Linked DNA regions of Homo sapiens: region 2 is linked to region 1. The links are chromatin loops, found by intact Hi-C in ENCODE. Cell type or tissue: HCT116. All regions are shown on one strand. Links, peaks and the distances in the headings refer to the core of each region. The heading gives the core; the rest is flanking DNA. Region 1 has its middle 5.3 kb from the start of MIR3193. Region 2 overlaps DEFB123 (defensin beta 123).

Region 1 (5,378 bases), core at 59-5,058:
TGCAGAAAATTGCATATAATATGATTTTATTTATATAAAAGGCAAAACCAGGTAATATCAAGTAATGGATTGTTTAAGGATGCATACTTGTACATATGTGAAAAAAAATAAAAGAACAAGCAATTGATTAACACAAAGTTCTGGATAAGAGGTAAAATCTTATGGGGATTTTATCCTGAAGGGCAAACACAGGCTTCAAATGAACTAATATTCTATTTCAAGCAGAGAGGCTGGTACTTGTGTGTTTTATAGTTTTATATATATACATATATGTGTATATATACATATGTGTGTATATACATATATGTGTGTATATATACATATATACACATGTATACATGTGTATATACATATATACACATGTATACATATGTATATACATATATACATATATACACATGTATACATATGTATATACATATATACATATATACATACACATACATATATACATATATATACACACACATATATATACACACATATACACACACACACACACACACACATTTTTTTTTTTTTTTGAGACAGAGTCTTTGTTGCCCAAGCTGGAGTGCAGTGGCGCAATCTCGGCCTCCCAAAGTGCTGGGATTAAAGGCGTGAGCCACCGCACCTGGCCGGTTTTATTATTATCTTTAAACTGCAGACGTGTGATATCTGCTCTATTGTAGGTGTGATACATTTCACAATTGAAAAAAAGAAATTTCCAAGATTAGGCCAGGCGTGATGGCTCACACCTGTAATCCCAGCACTCTGGGAGGCCGAGGTAGGCAGATCACCTGAGGTCAGGAGTTCAAGACCAGCCTGGTCCACATGGTGAAACCCCATCTCTACTAAAAATACAAAAAATGAGCCAGGCTTGGTGGCGAGCCCAGATTGCGCCACTGCACTCTAGCCTGGGCGAAAGAGTGAAACTCTGCCTCAAAAACAAAAAACAAAAAACAAAAACAAAAACAAAAAACAAAATTAGCTTGAGCGCCGTGGCTCACGCCTGTAATCCCAGCACTTTGAGAGGCTGAGGCAGGCTTATCACCTGAGGTCGGAAGTTCGAGACCAGCCTGATCAACATGGAGAAACCCGTCTCTACCAAAAATACAAAATTAGCCAGGCGTGGTGGCTGGCGCCTGTAATCCTAGCTACTCGGGAGGCTGAGGCAGGAGAATCGCTTGAACCCAGGAGATGAGTTTGCAATGAGCCAAGATCGCGCCACTGCACTCCAGCCTGGGCTACAAAAAAAAAAAAAAAAAAAAAAAAGCCGGGAGCGGTGGCTCACGCCTGTAATCCCAGCATTTTGGGAGGCCGAGGCAAGCGGATCACGAGGTCAGGAGATCGAGACCACGGTGAAACCCCGTCTCTACTAAAAATACAAAAAAATTAGCCGGGTGCGGTGGCGGGCGCCTGTAGTCCCAGCTATTGGGGAGGCTGAGTCAGGAGAATGGCGTGAACCCGGGAGGCGGAGCTTGCAGTGAGCCGAGATCGAGCCACTGCACTCCAGCCTGGGCGACAGAGCCAGACTCCGTCTCAAAGAAAAAAAAAAAGAAAAGAAAAGAAAGAAGAAAGAAAAGAAAAAGAAAAAGAAAAGAAATTTCCAAGATTAGCCCAAGATCTCCTCCTTTAAAAGGGAAGGAATGCCGGGCACGCTGGCTCACGCCTGTAATCCCAGCACTTTGGGAGGCTGAGGCGGGCGCATCACGAGGTCAGGAGATCGAGACCATTCTGGCTAACACGGTGAAACCCCCTCTCTACTAAAAATACAAAAAATTAGCTGGGCGTGGTGGCGGGCGCCTGTAGTCCCAGCTACTCCGGAGGCCGAGGCAGGAGAATGGCGTGAACCCTGGAGGCGAAGGTTGCAGTGAGCCGAGATCGTGCCACTGCACTCCAGCCTGGGCGACAGAGCGAGACTCCATCTCAGAAAAAAAAAAAAAAAAAGGGAGGGAATGAGGCTCATAGGGGGTTGTCACAAGCAAGGAAGAGGAAAGAGGATGAGAGAATGGGGGAAACGGTAGCCAAAGGGGGCCTGAGAGAAGGGGCTGAGGGTTTACATGTGCGCAGAACTCTTCACTCTCCTAACACGCTTGCAGCTCTGACTGCAGTTCCCAAGGCGTCCACTAGAGGCCACCAAGGCATCAGCCTCCGCCTCTCGCCGCAACCAGGCCGCCTTTCTCGCCCACGGTGGCATAGCCCGGGCTCTGCCCGGGAGGGGGCGCTGGTGGCCAAAGGAAGACGGGGGCGGGCACAGCGCCTGCGTTTGCAGCTGCATGAGACCAGGTGCTCTGGAAAGCGCTGGCCCGCTTCCCAGCTCTTCTCTGCCGCCCAGAGATTTTAGGGTCTCAAACCCAAAAACCGGGCCGGACAGGGTGGCTCACGCCTGTAATCCCAGTGCTTTGGGAGGCAGAGGCGGGAGGATTGCTTGAGCCCAGGATTTTGAGGCCAGCCTGGGCAACCATGCAAGACCCCGTCTCTATTAAAACAACAACAGGCCGGGCCCGGTGGTTCACGCCTGTAATCTCAGCACTTTGGGAGGCCGAGGCGGATGGATCACCTGAGGTCAGGCGTTGGAGACCATCCTGGCCAACATGATGAAATCCCGTCTCTACTAAAAATACAAAAAATTAGCTGGACGTGGTGGTGCACGCCATAGTCCCAGCTACTCGGGAGGCTGAGGCAGAAGAATCGCTTGAACCCAGAAGGCAGAGGTTGCAATGAGTCGAGATTGCGCCACTGCACTCTAGCCTGGTGACAGAACGAGACTTTGTCTCACAATTAAAAAAAAAAAAAAAATTAGCTGGGCGTGGTGGCAGGCACCTGTAACCCCAGCTACTTGGGAGGCTGAGGCAGGAAAATCGCTTGAACCCAGGAGGCGGGGGTTGCAGTGAGTTGAGATGGTACCATTGCACTCCAGCCTGGGTGACAAGGAGGAAACTGTCTCAAAAAATATATAAATAAATAAAAATAAATTAATAAAATAACAAAACAAACCCAAGCAACGAACAGCACCCACAGACACGATTCTTTGTCTTCTGCAGCTATGCCTTCAAGCTTGGGCCCTGCTCGGTCTCGTCTATATATAAAGAAGAGGATCTAGGTTTGTGCAGCCTCTAAGGAAAAGAATACAACATTTTGCAAATCTTGCAAAACACACAGAAATCATGCTAACACATGGCTGATACTCTTTCCATGTGAGGAGGCTTGAAGTTTAAGCTTAAGTAATTTCCAGGTAAATGCACCTCTGATTACACATCTGCATATTTATCTACTGCGTGTCTCCCACTAAGAATGTAAGTTCCAAGACTGCAAGAATTTGTATCTGAATTGTTAACTCCTGGGGCCCGGTTCCTAGTATATTGTAGAAGCTTTATAAACTATTTGTTGAAAGAACCAGTTGGGGCTAGTTTCACAGGTAGAAGTACAATGGCCTAGCCTGAGGCTTGAGGAGTGCAAAGGTTTGGGATGATATCACTGAAACCTCAAAACGGTGAGTATAACACCCATTTAAAAGCTGGGAATGAGGCTGGGCGACATGGTGGCTCACACCTGTAATCCCAGCACTTTGGGAGGCCAAGGCGGGCAGACCACGAGGTCAGAAGGTCAAGACCAACCTGGCCAACACGGTGAAACCCCGTCTCTACTAAAAACACAAAAATTAGCTGGGCGTGGTGGCACGTGCCTATAACCCCAGCTACTTGGGAGGGTGAGGCAGGAGAATCACTTGAACCTGGGAGACACAGGTTGCAGTGAGCTGAGCTCCTGCCACTGCACTCCAGGCTAGCAAGAGAGGGAGACTCTGTCTCAAAAAAAAAAAAAAAAAAAAAATGCTGGGGATGGCAGGGTGCAGTGGCTCACACCTGTAATCCCAACAATTTGGGAGGCCAAGGCAGGTGGATCACCTGAGGTCAGTAGTTCGAGACCAACCTGGCCAACATGTAGAAACCCTGTCTCTACTAAAAATACAAAAATTGCTGGGCGTCGTGGTGCACACCGGTAGACTCAGCTACTGGAGGGGCTGAGGCAGGAGAATTGCTTGAACCCAGGAGGCAGAGGTTGGCAACAGAGTGAGACTCCGTCTCAAAAAAAAAAAAAAAAATGCTGGGGATCCTAAGAGCCCAGGAGGTGAAGCAGGTGCCCAACCAGAAGTGGCACTGGGCCTAGAACCCGCATTTGCCTTGCCTCTTGCCCTGCCTTTGCTCCCAGCCACTGTCCTCCCTTTAACCCCCCTTGCACAAGGCCTTGATGCAACCCTGTACTGGCCTGGGGCACCCTGCTTGAGGACAGCGTTGGGAACGAGGTTTTGCAAGAGTTGCAGCAGGAAGCAGCACCAGCCAGGGCAGGTCCAGGGAGATAAGGGCACCCTCGCCCCTCCCTGTGCTCCTCCTGGCCTTCTGGTTTCCTCTTCCCTTCCCTTTCCTGGAAAGTGGCGCCTGCCTGGACCCTGGCCCCAGCCTCGCCCAGCTCCTGGCCTGGCCCTGTGACTCACCTCCTTTCTTTCCGGCAGCCATGCTAGGATGTGAGACCTGCCTGCCACCAGGAAGCCCTGCTGTGTGTGACACTGGGCAGCAGGGAGCTCTCTCTGGCTGGCAGTTCCTGGTGCTCAATAAGAGTGACTGGCATGGGTCGGGTGTGGTGGCTCACGCCTGTAATCCCAGCACTTTGGGAGGTTGAGGAGGGCTGATCACCTGAGGTCAGGAGTTCGAGGCCAGCCTGGGCAACATGGTGAAACCCCGTCTCTACTAAATATATAAAAATTAGCCAGATGTGGTGGTGCGCGTCTGTAATCTCAGCTACTCAGGAGGCTGAGGCATGAGAATTGCTTGAACCCGGGAGGCGGAGGTTGCAATGAGCCAAGATCACGCCACTGCACTCCAGCCTGGGCGACAGAGCGAGACTCTGTCTCAAAAAAAAAAAAAAAAAAAAAAAAAGAGCCGGGCACGGTGGCCTCATGCACTTTGGGAGGCTGAGGAGGGTAGATCACCTGAGGTCAGGAGTTCGAGAGCAGCCTGGCAAACATGGTGAAACCCTGTCTCTACTAAAAATACAAAAATTAGCTGGGCGTGTTGGCATATGCCTGTAATCCCAGCTTCTTGGGAAGCTGAGGCAGAAGAATTGCTTGAAACTGGGAAGCGGAGGTTGCGGTTGAGTCGAGATCGCCCCATTGCACTCCAGCCTGGGTGACGAGGAAAACTGTCTTAAAAAAAAAAATAGACATTCCCCAATATGGGTTGCAAAAATTGTGATATGTGTATATTTCTTGCATTTATCTGAGTTATGCTTTTAAAACAAATAAATATAATGACCAGGTATGATTTCAGTTGGAAATAAGATGAAAGGCTTTATAAACTGGACATACTGTGGGAACATGAGGCCCCTCATAAACCTGATTT
Region 2 (5,378 bases), core at 135-5,134, 160 kb after region 1:
AGAGCTTGCAGTCAGCCGAGATCGCGCCACTGCACTCCAGCGTGGGCGACAGAGTGAGACTCTGTCTCAAAAAAAAAAAAAAAAAAAAAAGGCAACCAAAGAGATGGACAAGGGCTAGATCTCAGAGGAACTCCCAGATTAACAAATCCTTTTGCACGTGGAGATAGCAGATCCATCCCCAAGTCCTCAGTGTTCTCACAGGCCAATCTCCCATGCATCTTTTGCCCATTTAGTTATTGGGTGCCATTAACTGGAAGACTCCAGGAATCACTGCTGACATTCTGGAAGGTTCATCCAGCCCTTCCCTCCCACATCCCCATCCAGGATCCTAAATATTTAAACTGCAGCAATATTGCCTCCAGGTGGCTCAATAACACCAGCTATCACAAAGACAAATTTGGACCTCACATCCAGAACACCTCACTGTCTACTGTGCGATAAAAAAATCACCATTACCCCTTCCTATTGCTATATTCTTAGAGGTAACTGTTATCCTAAATTTGTATTTATTATCTCCTTAGCTTTTATTGAAAGTTTTATTATACATGTTTATGTCCCTAACAAAATATTTGTTTACATATACACAATTTTGAACAAGTTATGAACAAATCTTACTGGAATTTTATAGAATCTAGGAAATAATTAGTATAGAATTGACGTCTTTAAGATATTGAGACTTCTAATTCATAAGCATAATATGTTTCTCTATTAATTTAGGCTTTTTATATTGTATTTCAATAAGGTTTTCTAACTTTTTCCATAAATTCTTGAACATGTTTTGTATGAAATATTCATAGGTACTGAGAAGCACTTTTTCTTTTTTTTTTTGAGACGGAGTCTCGCTCTGTCGCCCAGGCTGGAGTGCAGCGGAGCGATCTCTGCTCACTGCAAGCTCCGCCTCTCGGGTTCACGCCTTTTTCCTGCCTCAGCCTCCAGAGGCACTTTTTCTTTTAATTGTTAGCAGTTTGACTGTGATATGTTTAGGGTTTGATTTCTTTCCTTTCCTTCTTTTTTTTTTTTTTTTTTGAGACAGAGTTTCATTCGCTGCCCAGGCTGGAGTGCAGTGGCAGGATCTCACCTCAGCAACCTCCAGCCTCCCAGGTTCAAGCGATTCTCCTGCCGCAGCCTCCTTAGTAGCTGGGCTTACAGGCGCGTGCCACCATGCCCAGCTAATTGTTGTATTATTAGTAGAGATGAGGTTTCACCATGTTGGCCAGGCTGGTGTCGAACTCCTAACCTCAGGTGATCTGCCCGCCTCGGCCTCCCATAGTGCTGGAATTACAGGCTTGAGCCACCATGCCTGGCAGGTTTGATTTTCTTTGTGTCTATGCTGCTTTGGAGTTCACTGAATTTCTTGTGGATTGATGTCTTTCAACAATTTTGGAAATTTTTCAACTATTATCTTTTAAAAATATTTCTTCTTCCTCATTGCCCTCTTTAATTTCTTTTTTTAATAGAGATAGGTGGGGTTTGGGCATGGTGGCTCATTCCTGTAATCCCAGCATTTTAGGAGGCTGAGGCAGGCCAAATTGCTTGAGCCCAGGAGCTCACAACCAACATGGTGAGACCCCATCTCGAAAAGAAAAAAAAAATAGGGAGGGGGTCTCATTATAATGTCCAGGCTGGTCTTGAACTCTTGGATTCATGTGATCCTCCTGCCTCAGCCTCCCAAAGTGCTGAGATTACATGTGTGAGCCACTGTGCCTGGTCTCCCATCTCTTCTTCTGGGACTTAATTATATATATGTTAGATTATTTGATATTGTCCCATAAGTCTCTCATACTCTGTTATGCTCGTTTTGCATTTTTTCTCTCTGTGCTTTGGTTTGTATATCTTCTAATCTGTCTCTGAGTTGACTGATTCATTCTTCCACAATGCCCTATCTTCTGCTGTTAAACCCATCCAATAGATTCCTTTTTTTAAGAGGTGGGGTCTCGCTATTTTGCTCAGGCTGGAGTGCACATGTGGCTATTCACAGGCATGATCATAGCATACTACAGACTTAAACTCCTGGGTGTAAGTGATCCTCCTGCCTCAGCCTACCAAGTAGTTGCGACTACAGGCATGTGCCACCACGCCTGGCTTACCATCCAATAAATTCTTAATTTTAGCATGTCTCAGTTTAGAAGGCCCAATTTATTCTTAGAGTTTCCATCATGCAATGAATCATCCTCTTAGTATTCATGCCCTTATGTAGTCCTCTTTCACAGTGACTGGCATATGATTTACCAGTGGGACTTCAGCAAATGTAATACAAACAGAAATTTGAGAAATGCTGGATGTTGAGGTTTACCCATATATGTCAGAAATTGTATTTAAGAGAACTATAAGACTAAAATAAGTGTTATTTTTTCCCTAAGGGAGAGCATGTCCTTTCTTCTGTTAGGCAGTTAGGACTGTTGTTAATATACCTCTGCAAGACCAGGAATGGCGGCTCATTCCTGTATTCCTAGCACTTTGGGAGGCTCTTGGCCCCAGCCATCATAGAGGAAGCCAAGGTTAACTTCTTTGCGGTGGAGAGGCTACGTGAAGAGAGATGTAGTAACATGAATGACCTCGTGAGAATATCAGAAGAACCACTTAATCAATGAGCAGAATTGTGAAAAATAACAAATAGTTGTTATTTTAGTCTACTAAGTTCTGGAGTGGTTTTGTAATGCAGCAGGTGGAAAACAATACACTATACACTATTTTTCTGTGTATTTAAATTCTTCATCTTTTCATTCATTTTATCAATCTTCTAATTTCTTTAACATATTTATAATAGTTATTTTAAGGTTATCTGTTAATTCCAACAACTACTCCATCTGTATTAGTTTGTTCTCATACTGCTATCAAAAAAAAAAAAAAACCCTGAGACCAGGTAATTTATAAAGGAAAGAGGTTTAGGCCAGGCATAGTGGCTCACGCCTGTAATCCTAGCACTTTGGGAGGTCGAGGAGGGTGGATCACCTGAGGTCAGGAGTTCAAGACCAGCCTGGCCAACATGATGAAGCCCTGTCTGTACTAAAAATATGAAAATTAGCCAGGCTTGGTGGTGCACGCCTGTAATCCCAACTACACAGGAGGCTGAGGAAGGAGAATCACTTGAACCCGGGAGGTGGAGGTTGCAGTGAGCCGAGATCATGCCACTGCACTCCAGCCTGGGCAACAGGAGCAAGACTTCATCTCAAAAAAAAAAAAAGAGGTTTAATTGGCTCATGGTTCTGCAGGCTGTACAAGGAGCATGAAGGCTTCTGAGGAGGCCTCAGGAAACTTTTGAGCATGGCAGAAGGTGAAGGAGAAGCAGGCCTGTCTTACATGGTCAGAGCAGAGGGAAGTGAAGAGCGAGACAGTGCCACATACTTTTAAACAACCAGATCTTGTGAGAACTCTATTACAAGAACAGTACCAAAGGGATGGTGCTAAACCATTCATGAAGGATCTACCTCCATAATCCAATCACCTCCCACCAGGCCCCACCTCCAACACTGGGGATTACAATTCAACATGAGATTTGGGTGGGGACACAGATCCAAACTGTATCACCATCTTTGGGTCTGATTCTAATTGATTATTTTTATTCTTGATTATGGGTCATATTTTCCTGCTTCTGTGCATGTCTTATAATTTTAAAATTGTATATATGTCAGAAATTGTATTTAAGAGAACTATAGAGACTAGAATAGGTGTTATTTTTTCCTTAAGGGAGAGCGTGTCCTTTATTCTGTTAGACAGCTAGGACTGTTGTTAATATACCTCTGCAAGTCCCCGTGGGAGTGGTGGCTCATTCCTGTATTCCTAGCACTTTGGAAAGCTGAGGCGGGCCAGGAGTTCAAAACCAGGCTGGGTAACAAAGTGAGACCCTATCTCTATAAAAAATAAAAAATTAGAACAAAATACCTCTGCAAACCAAGACGATAAAGTGTTCTTATTTCTTGTGGTACAAAGTAAGTTGTGGGATTTCAAAGTAATGACTTATTATATGATAATGAAGGTACAGAGATTGATTATTACAGTTAATAATATAACCAAAGATAGTTTGTAAGAGGACAGTAGAATTACTGAGAACAAATTGCATGAATCTCTGAAAATGAGCATACTTATACCTTGAGCCTTCTACCTTAAAAAATTCTACACAAGAGCACATAAGCACATCTTTCGTCAGCTGCCAGAACAATTATGTCATTATATGTCATGGAGATTCCAGAAAATTCCCCTATACACTTGTGAACGAGAGAGCTTAAAAAAGTGAAAAATGTTGGGAGGCCGAGGCAGGCAGATCACAAGGTCAAGAGATCAAGACCATCCTGGCTAACACAGTGAAACCCCGTCTCTACTAAAAAAAAAAAAAAAAAAAAAAAAAAAAAAAAAATATATATATATATATATATATATATATATATATATATATATATATTAGCTGGGTGTGGTGGCGGGCACCTGTAGTCCCAGCTACTTGGGAGGCTGAGGCAGGAGAAGGGCATGAACCCGGGAGGCGGAGCTTGCAGTGAGCTGAGAGTGCGCCACTGCACTCCAGCCTGGGCGACAGAGCAAGACTCCATCTCAAAAAAAAAAAAAAATTAAAAAATGTCTTATTATTATTGTGAAAACAGTTGTGACATCCCAAACCACCCGAAAGGCACTCCTGGGAGCTGCTGGGGTTCACTAACAGGCAAACGCAGGGATCAGCCAGAGGTGTTTATTGATAGAGTGTGGGAATCCACTGGGAGCTTCATCTGCATTTTCATGGCTTCAGGCTTCAAAGCAGTTAAAATGGCCACCACCTTTCTTTTGGCTGGTACTTGGGCTTCACGCAGCACATTTTATTATTTATGCAGTAAACATAGACTCTTTCCTTCTTGGAGCATCTGTAACGGCATTTGCCATAAAGATTCCAGCATCTTTGGGTGCCACCTGACACAAAGCAGAAAGAAGGGAGACAGTATCAGTCCTAACAAGTAGGCTCCGGATTTGAAAGGTCTGTAAAAGAATGGAAACAGATGAGATAGAAGGTCCCTTGTTTCCCTTGCCTTTGACTCTTTTCATCTATCACTGTTTTTCCTTTACTCTGTTTTTTTGCTTCCCACCTTTGACTGAGAGAGTGACCTTGGTACATCAGCTGAATAAAGCCTTTATGTGTGCGGATTGTCTTTTTTTTTTTTTTTTTTTTTTTTTGAGATGAGTCTTGCTCTGTCACCTAGGCTGGAGTACAGTGGAATGATTCTGGCTCACTGCAAACCTCCTCCTCCCAGTTCAAGGGACTCTCCCACCTGAGTTTCCCCGAGGAGCTAGGACAACAGACATGTGCCACTATGCCTGGCCCACCCTGTAGTCTTTAAGTGCCTTTCTGTGCATGTGCAAGAGGAAACTACCAAAGGCCTGAGGGGGAGAAAAAT

Evidence for each region. Hi-C counts contacts between places; a loop is a spot of excess contacts. Peaks named below come from ENCODE experiments on the same cell type or tissue, not always from the same donor. Only the 100,000 strongest peaks of a DNase experiment are listed, where the experiment ranks them.
Region 2: a loop joins it to region 1, with 7 times the contacts of the local background. A loop is called at or near these places in 13 of 110 quality-filtered maps.

The regions. Positions count from the first base shown.
Region 1 is chr20:31,609,799-31,615,176 of GRCh38, reverse strand. No RefSeq gene overlaps it. Among named protein-coding and RNA genes, the nearest start is that of MIR3193, 5.3 kb to the right of the region's middle. RefSeq lists a cis regulatory region at 4,056-4,654. In HCT116, for the core only: a CTCF peak has its summit at 2,151 (motif pointing right); DNase peaks (open chromatin) are centred at 2,156 and 4,476; H3K4me3 peaks cover 629 bases; H3K27ac peaks cover 2,890 bases.
Region 2 is chr20:31,449,547-31,454,924 of GRCh38, reverse strand. It overlaps DEFB123 (defensin beta 123), which reads right to left. Exons shown (of 2, transcript NM_153324.4): 2 at 4,668-4,896. The coding sequence ends at 4,751. Among named protein-coding and RNA genes, the nearest start is that of DEFB123, 12 kb to the right of the region's middle. In HCT116, for the core only: no CTCF peak of the experiment used is centred there; no DNase peak of the experiment used is centred there.